Linked DNA regions of Homo sapiens: regions 2 and 3 are each linked to region 1. A link is an interaction called in ENCODE POLR2A ChIA-PET data of the cell type or tissue named here. Cell type or tissue: MCF 10A. All regions are shown on one strand. Links, peaks and the distances in the headings refer to the core of each region. The heading gives the core; the rest is flanking DNA. Region 1 overlaps MYO1E (myosin IE). Region 2 overlaps MYO1E (myosin IE). Region 3 overlaps MYO1E (myosin IE).

The links. ChIA-PET counts read pairs that join two places held together with the same protein. Peaks named below come from ENCODE experiments on the same cell type or tissue, not always from the same donor. Only the 100,000 strongest peaks of a DNase experiment are listed, where the experiment ranks them.
Region 2: POLR2A ChIA-PET joins it to region 1 with 11 read pairs; 5 of 35 experiments call an interaction of 5 or more read pairs at or near these places.
Region 3: POLR2A ChIA-PET joins it to region 1 with 16 read pairs; 7 of 35 experiments call an interaction of 5 or more read pairs at or near these places.

The regions. Positions count from the first base shown.
Region 1 is chr15:59,281,016-59,288,154 of GRCh38, reverse strand. All of the region lies in intron 1 of MYO1E (myosin IE), which reads left to right. Among named protein-coding and RNA genes, the nearest start is that of LDHAL6B, 78 kb to the right of the region's middle. RefSeq lists a silencer at 5,911-6,205. In MCF 10A, for the core only: no CTCF peak of the experiment used is centred there; a DNase peak (open chromatin) is centred at 4,024.
Region 2 is chr15:59,346,384-59,353,522 of GRCh38, reverse strand. The region is part of intron 1 of MYO1E (myosin IE); the gene reads left to right. Among named protein-coding and RNA genes, the nearest start is that of MYO1E, 23 kb to the left of the region's middle. In MCF 10A, for the core only: no CTCF peak of the experiment used is centred there; a DNase peak (open chromatin) is centred at 3,222.
Region 3 is chr15:59,335,505-59,342,643 of GRCh38, reverse strand. The region is part of intron 1 of MYO1E (myosin IE); the gene reads left to right. It also overlaps the pseudogene RNU6-212P. Among named protein-coding and RNA genes, the nearest start is that of MYO1E, 34 kb to the left of the region's middle. RefSeq lists an enhancer at 6,997-7,066. In MCF 10A, for the core only: no CTCF peak of the experiment used is centred there; a DNase peak (open chromatin) is centred at 3,093.

The DNA.
Region 1 (7,139 bases), core at 2,525-5,024:
ATAGAATTATTTGCCCAATATTTGGTGAGTCGGTGAGTGACAGTGGTAGTAGTAGTGGGGTTTGAGTTAAGGAATAATTGTTTGCAAAGTGAGAACTGTAAGGAGTGCCTCTGTGCACCACGCAGTTCAAAACCCATCAGGAACATGGCAGGCTCGCTGAGCGCCTTCGCTGCACATTGTTGATTGTCATGTATTTGTATGACTATCATCTACTTTAAAAGTTTTCATTTGACAATAACTTATAATCATTCATTCACGCATTTTCTGATCCACTCCTTCTAGTTGAGGGTTGCAGGTGGCCAGAGTCTATCCCGGCAGCTCAGGGAGCATGGCAGGAACCAGGCCTGGACAGGAGGCCATCCTATCTTAGGGTGCTCACACAATCCCCCACATTCACTCAGACTGAGACCATGTCAACACCCCAATGTACTCAATGTGCATGTCTTTGGCATGTGGGAGGAAACCCTCACAGACATGGGAAAAACATGCAGACTCCTCACTGGCTGGACCAGGAATCCATTTTTCTTCCTCATTATCTTTATCACAAAATGGCGTCATCCGAGGACCTGCTCTATTGGCTTGCTGTTGAACCTTTAATAAAGATCTAAGCTGATCAAAGGAAGGCAGAATCTACCTATTTGTGGCCACCCTAGAAGCATACAACAGTGAGGGTCCTGGTAAGATCAGTGAAGCCGTGCTGATCTTCCAAATTGGTTTTTATTGCAAATTCATTCTAGAGCTTGCTGATTGAACTTGGGGCTGGGGAGGTGGCAGCAACTGCAGGTAGCCCTCAGAAAGTCTGTCGGGAAGGACACATCAATAGAAGATAAGGCTCCCGTCTCTGCATGCTGCAGTGCTTGCCTTCTGCAAACTGGGCTTGCGATTTGGGTGTGGGTTCCGAGAGACAAGCCCCTAGCAGGCCCATTAGAAGACAGTGCCTCCCTTCATGTCTATCCTAGGGCTTTTAGTTGAATTATCAAGCTTGTTCTTAATTTTCCCCACCCCTTCTAAGTTCCCCAAGCCCACTCCTAAAGTCCAAGGTATGGATCAGAAGAAACAGCAAGATAGCCCTGCATCCTCTGTCAGGTGGTGGAAGGGAGTGAGAGGATGAACTTGTTTGTGATCACACATTGAGCGGCCCTGAGCCTGCAGGACCCTTGGCGACACTGATCTGCCATGTGGATTAGTGGCTGCTCTTGTGGCTTCTCCCTGAGATGTGCCCACGGGACTCTCATCTCTGCCACCCATCAACCAGCTGTGGTCTGAGATCTCTGTTTGTAAACATGTGTCATTGATACCCTAAAGGCCCCTAGACCAATGCCCTTATGGTTACATTTTGCCCCAAGAGGGACATGGTGCCACTGTGCCATAGATCAGAGCAGATCAGGCAAGCCAAGGGTCCAGAAGTAACCATGCCAGAAACAGGCATTCCTCACTTCTGCATTTGGTTCAGCGTTGGCTAGTGGTTGTTCAGGGAATGCTCCTTGCCCCTGAGCTTGGCTTGTTTCCCTGGACTCCGTATCCCTATAGCAAACCCACAACAAAGGCTGTGCCCACATCAAGACACCCCTGATCACATCCAGACCCTTCCCCCGCTTAGCACGTCCAGACACAGTACCCCTAAGTGAGAGATGACACACCAACACCTTACCTGTGTCACCGCTCCTTAAAATCCAACTCTTTATACTCTTGTGGAGTTTCCACGTTGGCTTTTAAAAGACAGAGATGAGAAAATAATTTCATCAACCTTATAAAACTTTTAAAAATTGAGTTCTTATTCAGATATGCCCCAAACATTTTTCAGAAAAATAGGGCAATCTGAGAAAACCATAACATGTGAGTAGTTGGTTAACTCATGTCAGCATACCTCCAGCATTTTGCATGACTTATAAATAATGCGTATTTTGCAAGCAGTATAGGAGAGATTCTTCCAAGGATAGGAAGTCCTGACTTTTTGGCAGGTTGATATCAACTCTGCCACAGCCTGCTGATAACTCTTTGCATACTGTTCTTTTTCTCAGAATAGCATTTAAATTAGAGTTTCTTTGTTCCATGGTACAGGGTGATAGTTCATATTATGTCACAAGAAATTGTTCAGTTACCTCCCTGTCTTTATTTATATGCACAGCTGCTGGTGTTTCTAGCTAGTCTTCCTGCCTCATTACCTTGGCTGTGTAATTGAATTAGAAAAAGGTATTGAGCAGCTACTACTTCAGAGACTATCATTTTCAAACCACAAATTAGGACACAGAGTCTGGTAGGATTTTTGACTTATGAATCTATTAGGCCGGTGCCATTAATGGCAAAAACCGCAATTACTTTTGTGCCGACCTGTATGATTAATAAAAATCTTAATGGACATGCACACACTAATTTGGTATGCATTTAATAGGCTGACTTAATTTTTTCTTTTCTTTTTCTTAAAAATTTTTTTCACTTTTATTTTTAAAATTCATTTCAGCTAATTAATTAATTGATTTTATTATTTTTTTTAAAGACAGTGTCTAGTCGGGCGTGGTGGCTCACGCCTGTAATCCCAGCACTTGAGGAGGCCAAGGTGGGTGGATCACTTGACGTCAGGAGTTCAAGATCAGGAGTTCTCTACTAAAAACACACACAAAAAAGAATTAGCTGGGCGTGGCGGTGGGCACCTTCTGTAAGCCCAGCCACTCGGGGGGCTGAGGCAGGAGAATGGCGTGAAGCCGGGGGGCAGAGGTTATAGTGAGCCAAGATTGTGCCACTGCACTCCAGCCTGGGCGACAGAGCCAGACTCCGTCTCAAAAAAAAAAAAAAAAAAAAAAAAAGAGACAGTGTCTTGCGTGTTGCCCAGGCTGTTCTCAAACTCCTGGCCTTACGTGATCTTTCTGTCTCAGCCTCCACTGAGATGAAGGACATGAACCGCCACACCTTGCAAGATTGCTTTAAAACTGTAAATAATAAAATTCTGTGAAACTGGCCTTGCCCAAGGCACAGAGGCATGTGAGAGGTAGAGCTTGTACCCAAGTCTGTTGATTTTAATCAGTTTGCTAGATTAGGAAGAAAAGTTACATTCCTGAATCGTATTACCGAATGTCTAAGAGCTTTGCACTTAAAAACAAGAGTGGTGATGTGGGAGCTCTCTTAAGGGACTGTTAAGTGCTTGATGTATGTGACATGCTAGCAGAGCCACAGCTGAAAAGACAGGGACTAACATCAGTGTGACTCTCTTGTCACTTGTTTGATTAAAATATAATCAGAGCAGAAGTGAAATGAGCATTTGTCATATTAAGGAATCTCAAGCATTTGATTCATATTATTCTGTAGCTTGAAATGTCCTTACCTCACTAATGATGTGGTGAAGATTAATTGCCTGTTATTCTGTTTAAAAAGTTAATCATCCAGGCTGGGCACGGTGGCTTACACCTATAATCCCAGCACTTTGGGAGGCTGAGGCAGGAGGATTGCTCAAGCCCAAGAGTTTGAGACTAGCCTGGGCAACACAGTGGGACCCTGTCTCTACAAAAAAAAAAAAAATTTTTTTTTTTTTTGGTAGAGAAACACAGCCAGGTATGGTGGTGCACACCTGTAGCCCTGGCTACTAGGGAAGCTGAGGAGGGAGGATTAATTGAGCCCTGGAGGTTGAGGCCTCAGTGAGCTATGTTTGCGCCACAGCACTCCAGCCTGGGTGACAAAGTGAGACCCTGTCTCAAAAAAATAAAAATAAAAATAAAATAGTAATCATCCAACCTCAAATATCTGTTACTCTTAACTGGACTACTTACATGGTTAAGAGAAGGAGAACTGTGTTTAGGGGCAATATCTCTTCCCTTTGATCTCCTGAGTTGGGGGCAAATAGGAACGCCTTGGAAACTTATTTCTTCCTTGGAGCAGACTCTGGGCCCAGGACTCCTATTTGCCCCACGATAGCTGCTGCCACAGTGCTGCCGTGTACCTACAGCAAACATGTTGTGAGGTGAGTCAGTGTAGCCTGGAATTTATTCACCCAGCTAGTAAAGATTGGGCACTCCCATGCCCCAGGCACCACCCTGGTGGGGACATGGCAGGGGGCAGACATCATCCCAAGGCTGACTCCAGGGCACGGAACTTCCTCTGCATTATGCAAGGCTGTGCAGAGCCAGGCTGCTCCGTGAGCTCCTAGCTTGCAGGGCTTTGTACCAGGTATTCTGTTTACCACGTGGTACTTCTTTTTCTTCTGTAAAAAAAAGGATAATACAAGTACTTGGTGGTGTCATTGGGCAGATGAAAGAAGTTGATACGTGACACATAGTAAACATGCAATAAAGCAGTTACTATGAACTTTAGAATTATTGCTGTTTCCAACTGCTGTTACTTTATTATGAGAGGCAGTAGGTACAATGTTTAAGGGCAAAGATCTGAAGCAGACTGCCTGGGTTTGAAGCCCAGCTGTGGGAGCTGAGCAAGTTACTTAACTTCTCTGTGCTTCACTCAGTTTCCTGCCTCGTGAAGTTGTAAGGATTAGATAAGTTATATGTAAAATGCTTAGAGCAGTGCTTGGTATGTAATAAGAATTAGCTGTTACGTGAGAATAATAATAATGTATTTCATTCATTCAACAAATACTTGGGGGCTGCCCATGCCATGCATCATGGCACTCTACTAGGTCTTGGGGCAGAATGGTGAATAAGACTTGGTCCTAGGGGTCAGTTTAATCAGGGAGCCAGGCACTCAGGTAATGCTGTTAGAGCAGGCTTCTTAGCAAGATGATGCCTGACCTGTGCTGGGTGAGAGTTTAGTAGGCATAGAGTTGGGTTGAGGTAGGGAGGAGTTCATAGAAGAATACCCTAAGCTGGGGGACAGTGGGAATGTAGGTACTGAAGATCCCACCTCACACACACACTGTGGAAAAACAGAAACAAAGCACAGCATGGTATGCACAGAAAATGGTGTGGTGGGAACCTCAAAACGGAGAAAGCAGGGGTTAGAGATGGACAAGGACAGGTCAGGGAAGCCTCGCTAAGATTTGCACTTCAAATGCATGCGCAGCTACCTTGAGGGGTTCCAGACCAGGCTTGTGAAGGCAGCCACTGTCCTCTGACCGCCCGTCTCCCTGGGATGAGGGCAACCAGAGCCCTTTTTGTGCCCTGGAGGATGGATGCCCTGAGCATCTCAGAGAGCCTGGGCTGCCCAGGCCTTTCCCTTTCCCCTTTCCCCTTTCCCCTTTCCCCTTTCCCCTCCCCTCTCCCCCCTCCCCCTCCCCCTCCCCCTCCCCCTCCCCCTCCCCCTCCCCCCTCCCCCCCTCCCCCCTCCCCTCCCTCTCCCACTCCCCCTTCCCTTTCCTTCCCTTCTCTTTCTTTGTCTTGCTCTGTTACGCAGGCTGTAGTGCAGTAACGCAGTCACGGCTCACTGCAGCCTTGACCTCCTGAGCTTAAGCGATCCTCCTGCCTCCGGCTCTCGAGAGTAGCCTGGACCACAGGCATGTGCCACCACGTCCAGCTAATGTTTTGATTTTGTGTAGAGATGGGGTCTCGCTATGTTGTCCAGGCTGGCCTCTAACTCCCGGGCTCAAGCAGTCCTCCCTCCTTGGCCTCCCAAAGTGCTGGGATTATAGGCATGAGCCACCACACCTGGTCTTCAAAGGGACTTTTGGTGAGGATCAGAGATAGGAGCCACCATTCTAGGGTTCCTGGAGTTTGTGAGGGAAAGAGGACAGAACCGTTTTGGTAATGCTTACGGGAAGCACTTCCTGAGAGAGAAAGAATAAAAAGCAGTTACCCAAGAGAATTTCCTGCTCAGCCTCAAGACAAGCCCTGACCCTGGGGACTACTGACATGTCCCACCTGTGGCTGGGAGGGTTTTCTGAGGTGGGAGGTCTAGACAGAGCAGGGGGCTTGGGAGCCCTGATGGAAAGTGCAGGGAATTCAGAACACAAACATAGGGTAGGTTCTACTTGTGAGAACACAACCTAGACTCTCGCCTGCAAACTAAAAGGGAAATCTGGTCTTACCATGTGAGATTTTCCACAGCAGAGTAAAATGCATTTGGGAAATCGAACAGAAGTTATTTAAATTCCCTATGGCTGGACTTGAAATTGACAAGAAAAGGCCCAATAGGGAATGCCAGTGTGTCCCCAGGTGTGGAACATGGCACCAGGGTAGACCTTAACATCGGTATGTACAACCCCACACTGGTGTATTTTACAATATTTCTCTTTTTCTTTTCCTTTTTTTTTTTTGAACAGGGTCTTGCTTTGTCACCAGGCTGGAGTGCAGTGGTGCAATCATAGCTTACTGCAGCCTTGAACTCCTGGGCTCAAGCAATCCTTTCACCTTTGCTTCCCAAAGCCCTGGGATTACAGGCATGAGCCACCGCGACCGGCTTACAACATTTGTCTTCGTAGCTATTTTTACATGTTGAAGAAACAAAACTAGCACACCAAACTGGTGGATTTTATGAAGATTGTTGTGTAGGTTTAATCAAAATTATTAAGGACCATTTATAGAAAAATTTGAAGCAAGTGCTGTGGAATGTGGTTATAGGAAACTTGTTAAAATAGTTGAAAATGACTGAGGTTTAGGAAAGATTGCAATATGGTGTGGTGTATGTCAGAAAAGTCATGGGGGCCGGGCGCGGTGGCTCACGCCTGTAATCCTAACCCTCTCGGAGGCCGAGGCGGGCAGATCACCTGAGGTCAGGAGTTTGAGACCAGCCTGGGCAACATAGTGAAAACCCGTCTCTACTAAAAATACAAAAATAAGCTTGGTGTGGTAGTGCACGCCTGTAGTCCCAGCTATTCGGGAGACTGAGGCAGGAGAATCACTTGAACCAGGGAGGTGGAGGTTGCAGTGAGCCAAGATCATGCCATTACACTCCAGCCTAGGTGACAGAGCAAGACTCTTTCTCAGAAAAAAAAAAAGAAAGAAAAGAAAAAGAAAAGAAAAGGAAAAGTCATGGGGAAAGTCAGACATCATAGTAATCCCAGGGCAGACATATCGCATGGAGGGTGGGACACCTTTCTGCTTCAAATGGTGTTAATATTGAAAGAACCTGTAGGCTGAAAGAGATACAAACTTGAACATGTCTTTACAAAGCGAAGAGGAAATTACGTAAAGACCTTGCTTTGCGAGCTGTGGTCTGGTGATGGGTGGCTTCTCTTGGGCAGCTTGTCATCCAGGACCCTT
Region 2 (7,139 bases), core at 1,788-4,287, 66 kb before region 1:
AGCCTCCCAAAGTGCTGAGATTACAGGTGTGAGCCACCGCACCTGGCCTGTTTCTTCACCTTTGACAAAGAATCCAGTATAAGACTATTCTGGTTCGTGTTGTAAATGGATTTTTTTTTCTTTTTTTTCTTTTCTTTTCTTTTCTTTTCTTTTTTTTTTTTTTTTTGAGACAGGGTCTCTATCTGTCACCCAGGCTGGAGTACAGTGGTGCCATCACAGCTCACTGCAGCCTTAAACTCCTGGGGTCAAGCAATCCTCTTACCTCAGCCTCCCAAGTAGCTGGGACTACAGGCGCGCACCACTACACCTGGCTTAAATGCATTTTTATAATTTTAGTATAAACAAGACATTTTAGATTGAATAACTTTGTAATGTGCTAGGACAGTAGTTTTTAATGCAGGTGGGATCCAACTTTTGAGAAAGGGAAATGTGAAGGTTGAAGAAACTTAAAAATCAACTGCCGTTGGCTAGATCTAGGTGTGCTGACTTCCTTAGAAAAGAAATGCTTCCTTTCCCTGCAAACCGGAGTTTGGGAAATTTAGAGCTAGGAAATCATGTGGTCGATCTTAACGTTATAAATCACTCAGACAAATACAGGATAATGCTGTTTTCGGAAGTGCTTGTGATTGTACAGGATTACATGGTGATAAAGAGTTTTCAATGGCTCCTCCAGTTTCTGAGGGAGTTCTGTGCTTTGCTTTCTTGGTAATTCCTTCTGCAGACCTTAGAGCCTTTGAGGGGGGCTGGGTATGCTTCCGTGAATTTAACAGTTTAACACACTGTTGAATAGAAGAGAATCTGCTATTGGAACTAGCGATTACTAAGAAACCACTTCTATATCATCCAGCATTTGTATCTACTTTAAAGTACATATTAGTATTTTCCTTGGTTTACAGATGAGGAAAATGAGTTAGGTACCGTGTTTAAGGTTACCCATCTGAAAAGTGGCAGAGAGGGGATTTAAACTCCTGGTCATCTGAATCTAAGGTCTGCTTAGAAGAGGAGCTGTTTGCTTCTAGACACATGCGTATTTAGGTTGTGGGTCCACGGACTAATAGCGTGGGCATCCCTGGGATATTATTAGAAATGCAGAACTTCAGGTCCCACCCACACCTGATTGCAGATCTGTGTTTTAACAAGGTCTCTAGATGATTGCAAAGCACTACGGCACAGGGACACTTCCCCAGAGGAAGTGTGATGGCCGCCCTCCAGGATATCATCTTCCAAGGTTAGGGACGTGCCAAATATCCCAAGCTTTCAGATATGCGACTCAATCATCTCTAATTATCCTGCTCAACCAAAAATTAAAGAGCGATTCTTCCAAGTGGAATCGAGGGAAACTTTTCTCCTGGACAATTCTGGAGGGAGTCCAGCTATCCTTAAGGAGATGCACAGAATAGGCTGTTGCCGACAGCATGCTTGGAAAACCTATCAACCCGGGGTGCCTCTTCCACGGCTGCTGTCCATGCTATACTTTCTCCCATTACTGATCCCTCTGAACTAGTCTATCAAACCTTCTCCTAAAGAGGGTGAGAACAGATTTTGTCAGGCCAGAGAGGAAGAAAGAGATCCAGAATGGGGACGATCAATAGCATGAAAATAGAGAAGGGCATTGAAAAGAGCCCAGCCTTCAGAACACTCCAGTCCTGGCGCTGGAGAACTGCACCTTACCTTTTACTCCTACCTGGTTTTCCTTTTAGAATTCCCCCAGGCATCTATGCTGGAGACAGTAGTGTCTTTGTCTGTTGTTCCCATCCCTGCCTTGCTCCTGCCATTTCCAACGTCCTGTGAGTATATCTTCACAGGACTCCCCCTTCCTTTTCACAGTGGCCACCCTAGTTTGGATGTGCATTGTCTTACACTGGGAACATTATAAGCGTTTCTTAAGTGGTCTTCACTCTTATCCCCCGGTAATTCACAGAAATAGCATCAGCGCAATCATCTTCTAGTAACACGGCTTTGCATCTGTCACTCTTCCTCAAAAACTCTCAGTTCCTACTGGGAACAGTCTAAAGACCAAAATGCATTACGGTCTAAATTAAACCAATTACTGGTTGCATTTATCCAACTCTATTTTCCAGTAGTCCTTCTCAAATAAATTCCGTGAGGGCAGCCTACATGCCTTGTTCCTGCTATTAGCTCCTAGCACAGTGCTTGTACACAGTGGATTTTCACTAAATATTGATTGAATGAACGAATGAACTTATTCTCAGGTTTATGTTTTATAGTCTGCCTAGAATACACTCCTTGGTCAGGCCATTTCCTGTGACTAGATTTCCCTTCCCTTTTTTCCTGTTCATCTGAATCCTTAAAAAACCAAGTAAGGCCGGGTGCGGTGGCTCACACCTGTAATCCCAGCACTTTGGGAGGCCGAGGTGGGCCGATCACGAGGTCGGGAGATCGAGACCATCCTGGCTAACACGGTGAAACCCTGTGTCTACTAAAAATACACAAAAAAATTAGCTGGGCGTGGTGGTGGACGCCTGTAGTCCCAGCTACTCTGGAGGCTGAGGCTGGAGAATGGCGTGAACCTGGGAGGCGGAGCTTGCATTGAGCCGAGATCGCGCCACTGCACGCCAGCCTGGGTGACAGAGCGAGACTCCGTCTCAAAAAAGACAAAAAACAAAAAACCAACCAACCAAACAAACAACAACAACAACAAATAAAGACTCATTTCCTGGAAGCCTCTGATTTAACTCGTGGAGATCATTCCCTTCTCCAAATTGTGGCCCTTACCATAGAGTTATTTATTTGTGACTAAACTATGTCATCTTGCATTGTTATCTGTTTTCACACAGTCTCTTACAGCCCAAGTAGACTGTAAGCCTCTTGAGATCAGAGATAATTTACATTTCTTTATATTTTTCAGAATTCACCATCTTTCCCTTTGGCCTTCCCACATTCCTGTACACTCTCGACATTCCCTGGTTATCTGGCAGTTCATATTGGGGAATTATGGTTAGCTGTGGATCAGGCCTCCTCTCCCCACTTTCCTCTCAGTAATGCATGTAGTCTCTGAGGGCAGACACTACATTCTCCTGTGTCTTTTCTGGTTTATTCAATGATAGAGGCTGTACCCTTTATCCTTTTCAATTTCATCTACATTCTTTTCCTTCTCCTGCTCAGTTCTTGGAACTCCCATTTCTGAGTGTCTACGACTACAGTCATGGTGAATAGAAGGTAATGAAACTGTGAGTCAGTGTATCCTCTAGCTGGAGTGTGAAGGTGAGTCAGCAGACAGCAGCAGTGGATCTCTTCCACCCTGAGGAAAGGCAGGAGCCTGCCTGGTGATCAGGGAAGGAGGCCCTCCTCCCCACATTGTTTCCTGGAACTGAGTAGAACAAATTACTTAACTGTACTTCAGTTTCATTTGTTAAAAAATGAAGTAAGAATAGCTTCCATTCTCTTTTCATTCAAGTGGTGATGTATTGACAATTAATAAGAAAATTATAAAATGCCTTAGATACCACCATTGGGACTATGTAACGCACCACAACCTGGTTGTGGCTGAGGCTCTGTTCTAGCCACCCCTCCTTTCTGACTACCACATCGCCCTAAAGTTAGAGGCAATAATAGAGTTACCGCATTAGTGTTTTTCTAACAAACCTGTTCAAGTCCTGGCTCACTAAATTTTAGGGAAATGATATCATTTCTCTCCAGTCTTTTAATAGATTGTCTTTGAAAGAGTTGCATGTTGCCTGTTAAGGAAATGCTTCAGTTGGAAATAATTGAGTAAGGTTAGAAATGGTTCAAGAAAACAGACACATCCCTGCTTGACCTGCTCAGCCTCAAACTTTCATATCTCCTAGTTTGGGGAGGGATGGATGGCAGATGTAGAGTGCCTCAGTTTTTGTTTTGCAGAAAGTTATATCATCATCATGTAGAACAGACATCACAGAACGAAATTAATTAGTAATGCATTCACTGAATTTGGGCAGGATAGTTTGCTTATTTGAAAAAATTCTTGGCAAGGATGAGGATGATTTCTCATCATCCTCCTCCCTAACTCGCTGGGTAATTTAAAGAAGGTTTGTGAGTTGAAATTTTCTGAATAGAGTGGGTTCAGTTTACCCTTTTTTATATGGTAGATTGCTAATAGTGCATTACTGGGAGTGGAGGAAAGACACCCTTTTCTGCCTTAACCCTGAGCTAGAGGAATCACAGCCTTGTCTAGAAGCTAAAGACATAATTATATCCATTTCATATGCAGTATGACAAAATCATTAGAAAATTATAATTGCAAATAGAAAAAATATAGGAGGCATATGCATATATACCTAAGATGTTTATATGGGAAGTTATGGGAGGAAAATGAAATAATTACTAATTAATAATTACTATTAATAAGGTTTCAAATGATCCCCTTTTTTCCCCTTGCCTGGGTGTCCTTCCATCATGTCCAAGTCTTAGATCAGTTTCTAGATCTAGGCTCAACAAAATTCCCTCCCCTGGACCCCCAAGCCTTCCCAGATAGTCACCTTCCTCTTCCATATGTCCATGGCACCTAGTTTGAAATGTTCTTACCTCATGCATCATGTTCTGCCTTGTGTTAGACCCTTTAAGCTTTTGTGTCTCATTAAGATATTGAACTCGGCTGCGTGCGGTGGCTCACGCCTATAATCCCAGCACTTTGGGAGGCCTAGGTGGGCGGATCACCTGAGGTCAGGAGTTTGAAACCAGCCTGACCAACATGGTGAAACCCCATCTCTACTAAAAATACAAAATTGGCCGGGCATGGTGGCGCATGCCTGTAATCCCAGCTGCTCGAGAGGCTGAGGCAGGAGAATCACTTGAACCTGGGAGCCGGAGGTTGCAGTGAACTGTGATCGTGCCATTGCCCTCCAGCTTGGGCAACAGAGTGAGACTCCATCTCAAAAAAAAAAAAAATGATATTGAACTCCAAGGAGCAGAAGTTGTTTCTGACATATAGCCAATGGTCTTTATCCAGCTAAAATTCACCCGTAGTGCTTTTTAAAAATGACAACCCTTGGGCACCATCCTAGACCAAAAGGATTCAGACACAACTGTATTACTTTTCAAAGCTTCCTGGATGGTTCCTAAAAGCAGCCTAGGTTGAGAGCCACTGTTGATGGATGTTTAAGCATTGTGGGCTATGCCATAATTTGATGCAACACCAAATGCAAACTGATCAGGATGTATTTTTGCCATGCTGCAACACACCATGTAACTTAGGAAGTTTTGTGGTTTTGGCGTTTTTGGTTAGGGAGGGTATTATTTAATACAGCTGACTTGAATAAATAGGAAACTAGTTCCCAGGGGACTTTACAAAAGGTAAGCCTTTGTGTGACTAGCACCTGGGGGGTTTCATCGCTGTCAAGGCTATGGTAGTTTTACCACCTGCATTCTCTTACCTCCTCCCCACTGTGGCATTGACCCTAGACCAGAGGCCTCCAAAACATGGCGAGGCATCAAAACCACCTGAGGAGGTGATTCAGCAGGTTTGGGATGAGGCTTCAAAATCTGTTTTTCACCAGGGTTCCAGGTGATTCCAGTGGAAAAACTGATAGGAGAGCCGCTGCTTTACAGCTGTGTGGAATTGAAAATGACGTGGGTCTTGGATCATAAGCAGCAGGGTGTTTTTCTTTTCCTAGATTGTCTTCCTTAACCCCAAATTATGTAATTACATACATATTTTCTCTAGAACTTTTTTGTATTTTTAAATTTTAGCTCCTTATGTCACCCGAAATTTACTTTTCTGGTGTGAGGGGTATAATTTTTTCCAAATGCATGGTTAGTGGTCTTAAAAATAATTTATTCACTGGTGCATTCTTTGTCTCCTGTTGTGAAGTGCCACCTTTATCTTATGTTAAATTCATATCTATCATATGTTTCTAGCCTCTTCTGTTTCCTTGATCCTTTTCTTTATTCCTAAACCAGTTGCTAGTACCACATTCTATAATTACTCTAGTTTCGGAATATGTTTTAATTTTTATTTTTGGCAAGACTTTACTAATTAAATTCCTTTTTAAGTGAGTTCTTGGCAATTTATACTCATTTACTCTTCCAGATAAAATTTAGAATCAATGTGTCAAAGTTCCATAAGAAAATCTCTTTGGAACTTTGGTTGGAGTAGCATGAACCCTCTAGAGCAGCAGTCCCCAACCTTTTTGGCACCAGGGACCGGTTTCGTGGAAGACAGCTTTTCTGCAGCCTGGGGTGTGGAGTGGGGATGGTTTTGGGAGAAAACTGTTCCACCTCAGATAATCGGTATTAGATTCTCATTAGAAGCGCGCAGCCTGGATCCTGCGTATATTCGGTTCACAATGGGCTTTGTGCTTCTATGGGAATCTAGTGCTGCTTTGATCTTACAGGAGGCGGAGCTCAGGCGGTAATGCTTGCTCACCAGCCACTCACCTGCTGCTGTGCAGCCCGGTTCCTGACAGGCCACTGCCAGCACGGGTCCATGGCCCCGGGGTTGGGAACCCGTGCTCTAGAGCACTTTGAGAAGGTGAACGTCTTTGTAACTGATGCCTTATACCCACAGACATGGTGTCCTTCCCCATCAGCCCTTCTTTCAGGGGCCTCCATTCATCTTTATGCTTTTCTTTACACAATTCTTTCACTTTTTTTTTTTTTTCTTTTTGGGAGACAAGGTCTCGCTCTGTCACCCAGGCTGGAATGCAGTGGCATGATCAGGGCTCACTGCAACCTCCACCTCCTGGGATCAATCAATCCTCCCATCTCAGCCTCCTGAGTAGCTGGAACTACAGCTGTGTGCCTTCATGCCCAGCTAATTTTATTTGTTTATTTTGTAGAGATAAGGTTTTGCCATGTTACCCAGGCTGGTCTTGAACTCCTGGGCTCTAGTGATCCTCCAAAAGTGCTGGGATTACAGTCGTGAGACACCATGCCCAGCCATCTTCCCCATTTCTTAAGTTTATTACTGGCATTTTATTACCCTTGTTACTGATTTGAATGGGATATTTCCTAAAACATTGTCTTTTGAAAATATTAATAATTTTATCCATAGTTCTTATAATTTAATGGATATCATGTCATAACCCACAGAATTACAAGAATCTCCCTCACCTGAATATAGAGGGATTGTAGCATTTTGAGGCATTCCATTTTTTACTCTTGCTTCAAAAACATGAGACAAAACAGGTTCTCCTCAAGTG
Region 3 (7,139 bases), core at 1,556-4,055, 55 kb before region 1:
GAGTAAGGCCTCACTTATCAGTAATAACATTGAATGTAAATAGACTAAACTCTGCAATCAAAAGACATAGAATAGCTGAATGGATAAAAAGCAAGACCCAAGGATCTGTTGCCTACAAGCAACACACTTCACCAAATCAAATGAAAATGGATGAATGACCTAAATCTAAGACTTCAAACTATGAAACTACTAAAAGAAAACATTGGGAAGACTCCAGGACATTGGTCTAAGCAAAGATTTTTTGGACAAATGGGATCACATCAAGTTAAAAAGCTTCCTTCCACACAGCAAAAGAAAAAATCAACAAAATGAAGAGACAACCCACAGAATGGGAGAAAATATTTGCAAACTTTCCATCTCACAAGGGTTTAATCACCAGAATACAGAAGGAACTCAAATAACTCTGTAGGAAAAAATCTAATCTGATTTTAAAATGGGCAAAAGATATCAATAGACATTTCTCAAAAGAAGACATACAAATGGCAAACAGGTGTATGAAAAGGTGCTCAACACCACTGAAAATCAGAGACATGCCAATGAAAACTACAATGAGGTATCATCTCACCCAAGTAAAAATGGCTTTTATCCAGAAGACGGGCAATAATGAATGCTGGCAAGGATGTGAAGAAAAGGGGAAAAGGGAACTCTCATACACCGTTGGTGGAAATATAAATGAGTATAGCCACTGTGGAGAACAGAAGGGCGGTTCCTTAAAAACTAAAAACAGAGCTAGCTACCTTATGATCCAGCAATTCCATTGGTAGGTGTATACCTTAAAGAAAGGATATAAGCATATGGAAGAGATAGCTGCACTCCCATGTTTATCCTAGCACTATTCACAATAGCAAATATTTGGAATCAACCTAAGTGTCCATCAAATGATGAATGAAATCATTCATCACATAAAGAAGATGTGGTACAGATACACAACAGAGTACTAATCAGCAATAAAAAAGAATGAAACCCTGTCATTTGTCATTTGCAAGAATATGAATGGAACTGGAGGTCATTATGTTAAGTGAAATAAGCTAGGCACAGAAAGACAGATTTCATATTTTCTCACTTATTTGTGGGAGCTAAAAATTAAAAGTATTGAACTCATAGAGATAGGGAATAGAATGATGGTTACCAGAGGCTGGGAAGGAGAACTGGGGAGACAGGGGTTATGGTTAATGGGTACAAAGAAATAGTTAGAAATAATAGAATGAATAAGAGCTAGCATTTGCATGCTCACAGTAACACGTATACTAAAATTGGAATGACACAGAGAAGATTAGCATGGCTCCTGAGCAAGGATGTCATGCAAATTCATGAAGTGTATTTTAAATGTTATTGAAAAAAAAAATCTAGTGTTTGCTAGCACAACAGAAAGACTATAGTCAATAATAATTTGTGCATTTAAAAATAACTAAAAGAGTATTACTGGATTTTTTGAAACACAAAGGATAAATCCTTGAGGGTGTGGATACCCCATTTTCGATCATGTGATTATTACACATTGCATGCCTGTATCAAAATATCCATATACACCTACTTATATATGCCCAAAAATTAAAAATTAAAATGAATTTTATGTTCTTTGAAGATTTTTCTTTTTTTCTTTTTTTTCTTTTTTTTTTTTTTTTTTGAGATGGAGTCTCGCTCTGTCCCAGGCTGGAGTGCTGTGGCGGGATCTCAGCTCACTGCAACCTCTGCCTCCCCTGTTCAAGCTTTTCTACCTCAGCCTCCCGAGTAGCTGGGATTACAGGTGTGTGCCACCACGCCCAGCTGATTTTTGTATTTTTAGTAGAGATGGGGTTTCACCATGTTGGCCAGGCTGGTCTTGAACTGCTGACCTCGTGATCCTCCCGCCTCAGCCTCCCAAAGTGCTGGGATTACAGGCATGAGCCACCATGCCTGGCTGAAGATTTTTCTTAAATCCTTCCTGATTTTATTCCTGAATAAAAACCAAATATTATAAAGTTAGTTTTACTTTGGACATTAAATGTCCAAGCAAATTAGAAATAAAAAATAGTAAGAGGAGTAATGAACTTAGAAACGGCAGTTATTTGCAAAGGCAATTGTAAACATGTCATTTGATGCTACTGTTATTTGATACTACACATGGTAAAAACACAGTGAGTGACGTCATAGAAAACCAACTCAAGTATTACTTTTTCCTGACAATTTTCCTCCTCCTTCCAATAGTCCATAGAAATTAGACTGTCTAGAGAAAGTAAAACAAAAACACAGCACATCACGGAAATAGAACCTCAAAAAAAAAAAGGTTAATGTGAAAAGTTTGCCTTATTTAATTTAACGATCAGGCGGGGTTTAAAAAATTGCTATTTTTTTTGAGACAAGGTGTCGCTTGTCATCCTGGCTGGAGTTCAGTGGCACGATCATGGCTCACTGCAGCCTCGATCTCCTGGGTTCAAGCGATCCTCATGCTTCTCGATTATAGGTTGCACACCACCATGCCCAGCCAATTTAAAAAATATTTTGTAGAGGTCAGATGCAGTGGCTCATGCCTGTAATCCCAGCACTTTGGGAGGCCGAGACAGGCAGATCACCTGAGGTCAGGAGTTTGAGACTAGCCTGGCCAACATGGCAAAATTCTGTCTCTACTAAAAATACAACAACAAAAAAATTAGCCAGATGTGGTAGCGGACACCTGTAATCCCAGCTACTAGGGAGGCTGAGACAGGAGAATTGCTTGAACCCAGAAGGCAGAGGTTGCAGTAAGCCGGGATTGTGCCACCGCATTCCAGGCTAGGCGACAGAGCAAGACTCTGTCAAAAAAAAAAAAAACAAAAAAAAGTATGTATATATAAAATTTTGTAGAGAAGGTATCTCGCTATATTGTCTAGGCTGGTCTTTAACTCCTGGGCTCAAGCAGTCTTCAGGCCTTGGCCGCAAAACTGCTGGGATTACAGGCTGGAGCCACCATACATGGACTGAATTTTTAAAATTCTTAGTAGGGAGACCTTTTAATTGGAAGTTGACTATAGGAACGAGAAGGAAACTGGGTGACTGAACAACCCTATTAGGAGAGAAACACAGATGAATCAACATGAAGAATGTCTGGGATGGGAGCCTAACATGCCCAGAGCTGCCCTTTTGTGTCTCTTGGGAGGGGCTGTGTTCTGGATGAAGGCAGTCAATAGGAGGCTGGACTACTGTGAATATCGGGGTAGTGAAGTTGAGAAATACCAATTCTACAGTATGGAGTCAGTTAGGTCAAAGGTTTTGTACGTCAAATAACCAAGCTATCTTACATTTCTGTCTCCATTTGGAAACCAGAAGGTCAGTCAAATATTTGGTTAGAAAACCAGGAACAGGAAAACATCTCTTGTTACACATAAAATCTGTATCCAAGCACTGTGTATCATTCCACACCATCCATTAGAACCAGTGGAGAGGAAGGCTCTGAAAGGTTTCTGTCTATTGAGGTTTGATAAAATGGAAGAGTTTAGTACCCATTATTACTACTTCAAGTTGAATAAAATGTGTCATTGACATTTTCTTTTTTTGAGACAGAGTCTTGCTCTGCCACCCAGGCTGGAGTGCAGTGGCACAATCTTGGCTCACTGCAACCTCTGTATCCCAGGTTCAAGCAATTCTCATGCCTCAGCCTCCCCAGTAGCAGGGATTACAGGCATGTGCCACCACGCCTGGCTAATTTTTGTATTTTTAATAGAGATGAGGTCTCGCCATGTTGGCCAGGCTGGTTTTGAACTCCTGGCCTCAGGTGATCCACCTGCCTCGGCCTCCAAAAATGCTGGGATTACAGGCATGAGCCACAGCGCCCAGCCTGATGTTTTATTTATAGGGTGCACTCTTCATTGTTTAAATGTCTATTTTTAGATGTTGATAGACCTTTGTAGGTAGTTTCACCCCTGTCTTTGGTTCTCTTGCACTGTTTGCCCCATATCATTCTAAATTTTTACCCAAATGGGTTTTCAAGGACCTTGCTCCTCCTGCCTGTGGGAAGTGGTTACAGGTTAGCAATAGTTGAAACTCCCCTACTGTTTTTCCCAGCTTAGCAGGGTGGTTGGAGACCAGCCCCAATACTCCTGAGAGCCCATAGAGACAGTCCTGGCTCAGCACTGAGGACATCTTGCAGGCAGGGTTGGCTGAGTGTTTTATGGAGCGAGCTTAAGAGGAGATGTTCTAAAACCAGAGAGGAAACATTTTTCTCTGTTCTCTGCAATTCAGCAGGTGATATCCCTTCATGGATTTATAATAAACACAGTCCTCTCATTGACCAAGGTTGAAAAACTCAGAAAGTTTGCTCAGCACAGATCTGGGAGTCAGGAACGTACTATGTGCTGTGGAAGACATTTCAACTCCTCTTTCAAGCAAAAAAAAAAAAAAAAAGTCAATACTGATCTAGTTTATATAGCTATTATAAAAAATTATATTAATGAAAATAGAAATTCATTTGTAAGTAGAGACAGCTACCAAATTCCTAAGCAATCTATTCATTTTTGTTTTTTTTTTTAGACTTGAACACTTTTTCTTGCCTTGCCTCACAATGCAGTTGTCAATATAGGGCCACTTTAGTTACACCTATTACCTGACTCTGCAAAGACCACAGAGCTTATTTCCTTTAGAAGGATTTTGTTTGATTAATTTACACTCTTCGCTGACATTTCTCAGTTGAGTAGGAGGAAAAAAAGGAGTTTAATTTAACCATATTAGCCACATCATGGACAGGGAAATGTATGGAGGATGTTTAAGTGATTTGCCTTATTGAGTAAAGATATATCTAAGCTTAGATTTTACTTTGTCCTATAAGAACTCTGTGAGCGAGATTTTTTTTTCTTTTTTGAGATGGAGTCTTGCTCTGTTGCCTAGGCTGGAGTGCAGTGGCACGATCCCAGCTCACTGCAACCTCCACCTCCTGGGTTCAAGCGATTCTCCTGCCTCAGCCTCCCGAGTAGCTGGGATTACAGGAGCAAACCACCACGCCCGGCTAATTTTTTATACTTTTAGTAGAGACGGGGTTTCTCCATGTTGGTCAGGCTGGTTTCGAACTCTTGACCTCAAGTGATTTGTCTGCCTTGGCTGCCCAAAGTGCTGGGATTACAGGCGTGAGCCACTGTGCCCAGCCGAGCGAAATATTTTTGACTATAGTAGTCTGAATGTTCTTTTAAGTTTCATAATGTAGGCTAAAGCTCTATTTTCTGCCAAATGCGAAATTGTAGAACAGAATAAAACCATGTGCTTTATATTATACGAATTATATCTGATGAATGTTCATGTTTAGAAAAATCACAATCAAGCTCAGCAGTTGTAGATATGGATAACACAACTCCATTCCTGAGCAGAGCAGGTTTCATCATAATTGCCTGCCTTATGTTTTGTTTTCATACCTGTAGTAAACTTAGGAAACTTAAAAATTATTCAATAGAAATTTAGAGTGTGGAGCCCTGGTTTGAATCCTGGCTCTTGTCATCTTAATCAGTTCCCTCCATTTTTACATCTGTAAAACGGAAATATTCATAATAATAAAACACCTCCATAAGAATCAAATGAAATAAAGTAGAAGTGCTTTGTAAAAGATAAACAATTCAATAACTGTACAATTCAGTAACTGCAAGGAGGTATTATATAAGCATAGATTTTTTTTTTTAAAACTAGGAGTTGTCAACCCAAATGTCCATCAATGATAGACAGGATAAAGAAAACGTGGCACATATATACTGTGGAATACTATGCAGCCATAAAAAAGGATGAGTTCATGTCCTTTGCAGGGACATGGATGAAGCTGGAAACCGTCATTCTCAGCAAACCAGCCTAGGAGCAGAAAACCAAACACCGCATGTTCTCACTGACAAGTGGGAGCTGAACAATGAGAACACGTGGACCAGGGAGGGGAACATCACACACTGGGGCCTGTCAGGGGGTGGGGGGCTAGGGGAGGGGTAGGAGAATTATCTGATGTAGATGATGGGTTGATGGATGCAGCAAACCATCATGGCACGTGTATACCTATGTAACAAACCCGCACGTTCTGCAAATGTATCCCAGAACTTAAAGTATAATTAAAAAACAAAACAAAACAAAAAAAGACCAGGGGTGTACTATGTGAATTACTGGAGGTATCAGAGAATTCTCAGATGATCCAACACATGTCCAAAATTCAAGTACTATTAAAAACACATAATTTTAAAAATAAAAGTTACTTATGAAAGCCTGACTGCTAGTTTTAAAGGGACATAAATAAACCTTATTTACCTTATTTATGTATGTCCCTTTGAATCTAGGGTTTTTTCTTTTCTTTTTTTTGAGACAGCGTTTCACTCCCATCACCGAGACTGGAGTGCAGTGGCATGATCTCGGCTCACTGCAACCTCCATCTCCTGGGCTCAAGCAATTCTCCTGCCTCAGCCTCTGAGTAGCTGGGACTACAGGGCCACGCCATCGCACCCAGCTAATTTTTGTATTTTTTTTAGACATGGCGTTTTGGCATGTTGTCCAGGCTGGTCTCAAACTCCTAGCCTCAAGTGATCTGCCCGCTTCAGCCTCCCAAAATGTTGGGATTACAGGCCTGAGCTACTGCACTCGGCCTAGTTTTTTTTTAATTCCAGAAAAAGTTTCAAGATTTTTTTTTTTTTTTGCTTTTGTGTTAATATTTTGGGTGTAGTGGGAGAGGGGGTAGCACACTTGAGTTGCTGCAGGACTTGTTTTTTTGTGTGACCAGAGAGAGCCCACAGCACACAGCCGGGTTCTCATTGGAAAGGCATCAGAACAAGTGTGTGCAGACAGCACCGCTTATAGTCCGTGACACTCATTCCTCCGCATGAATCAGGGCCACACATGGCTTCAGATGATACAGGTTCTTTCCTGACATCTCAAGGGGAGTCATTTGAATGCGTCCGTGTCTCTCCCACTACCTCTCAAAATGCCGGACTAAGTTAATTGGTAAATAAATGCTCAGGCTGCTTAGCAGTGGCCTATCTCTGAGGCATGAGGTCTAATATAGTTTAAATGTAAGTCCATCGTGGCCTCCAAGTAGCTAGGAAAACAGGTGGGGGACTTCAAAGAGATCTGAGAGCAAGCCTGGCCGGGTCTCTTGTACTTTTCCAGCCCTGGCTTATGTGTGGGACAATGGTGAAAAGCAGCCCTTGAGGTAGAACCAAGTGGGTTTTTTT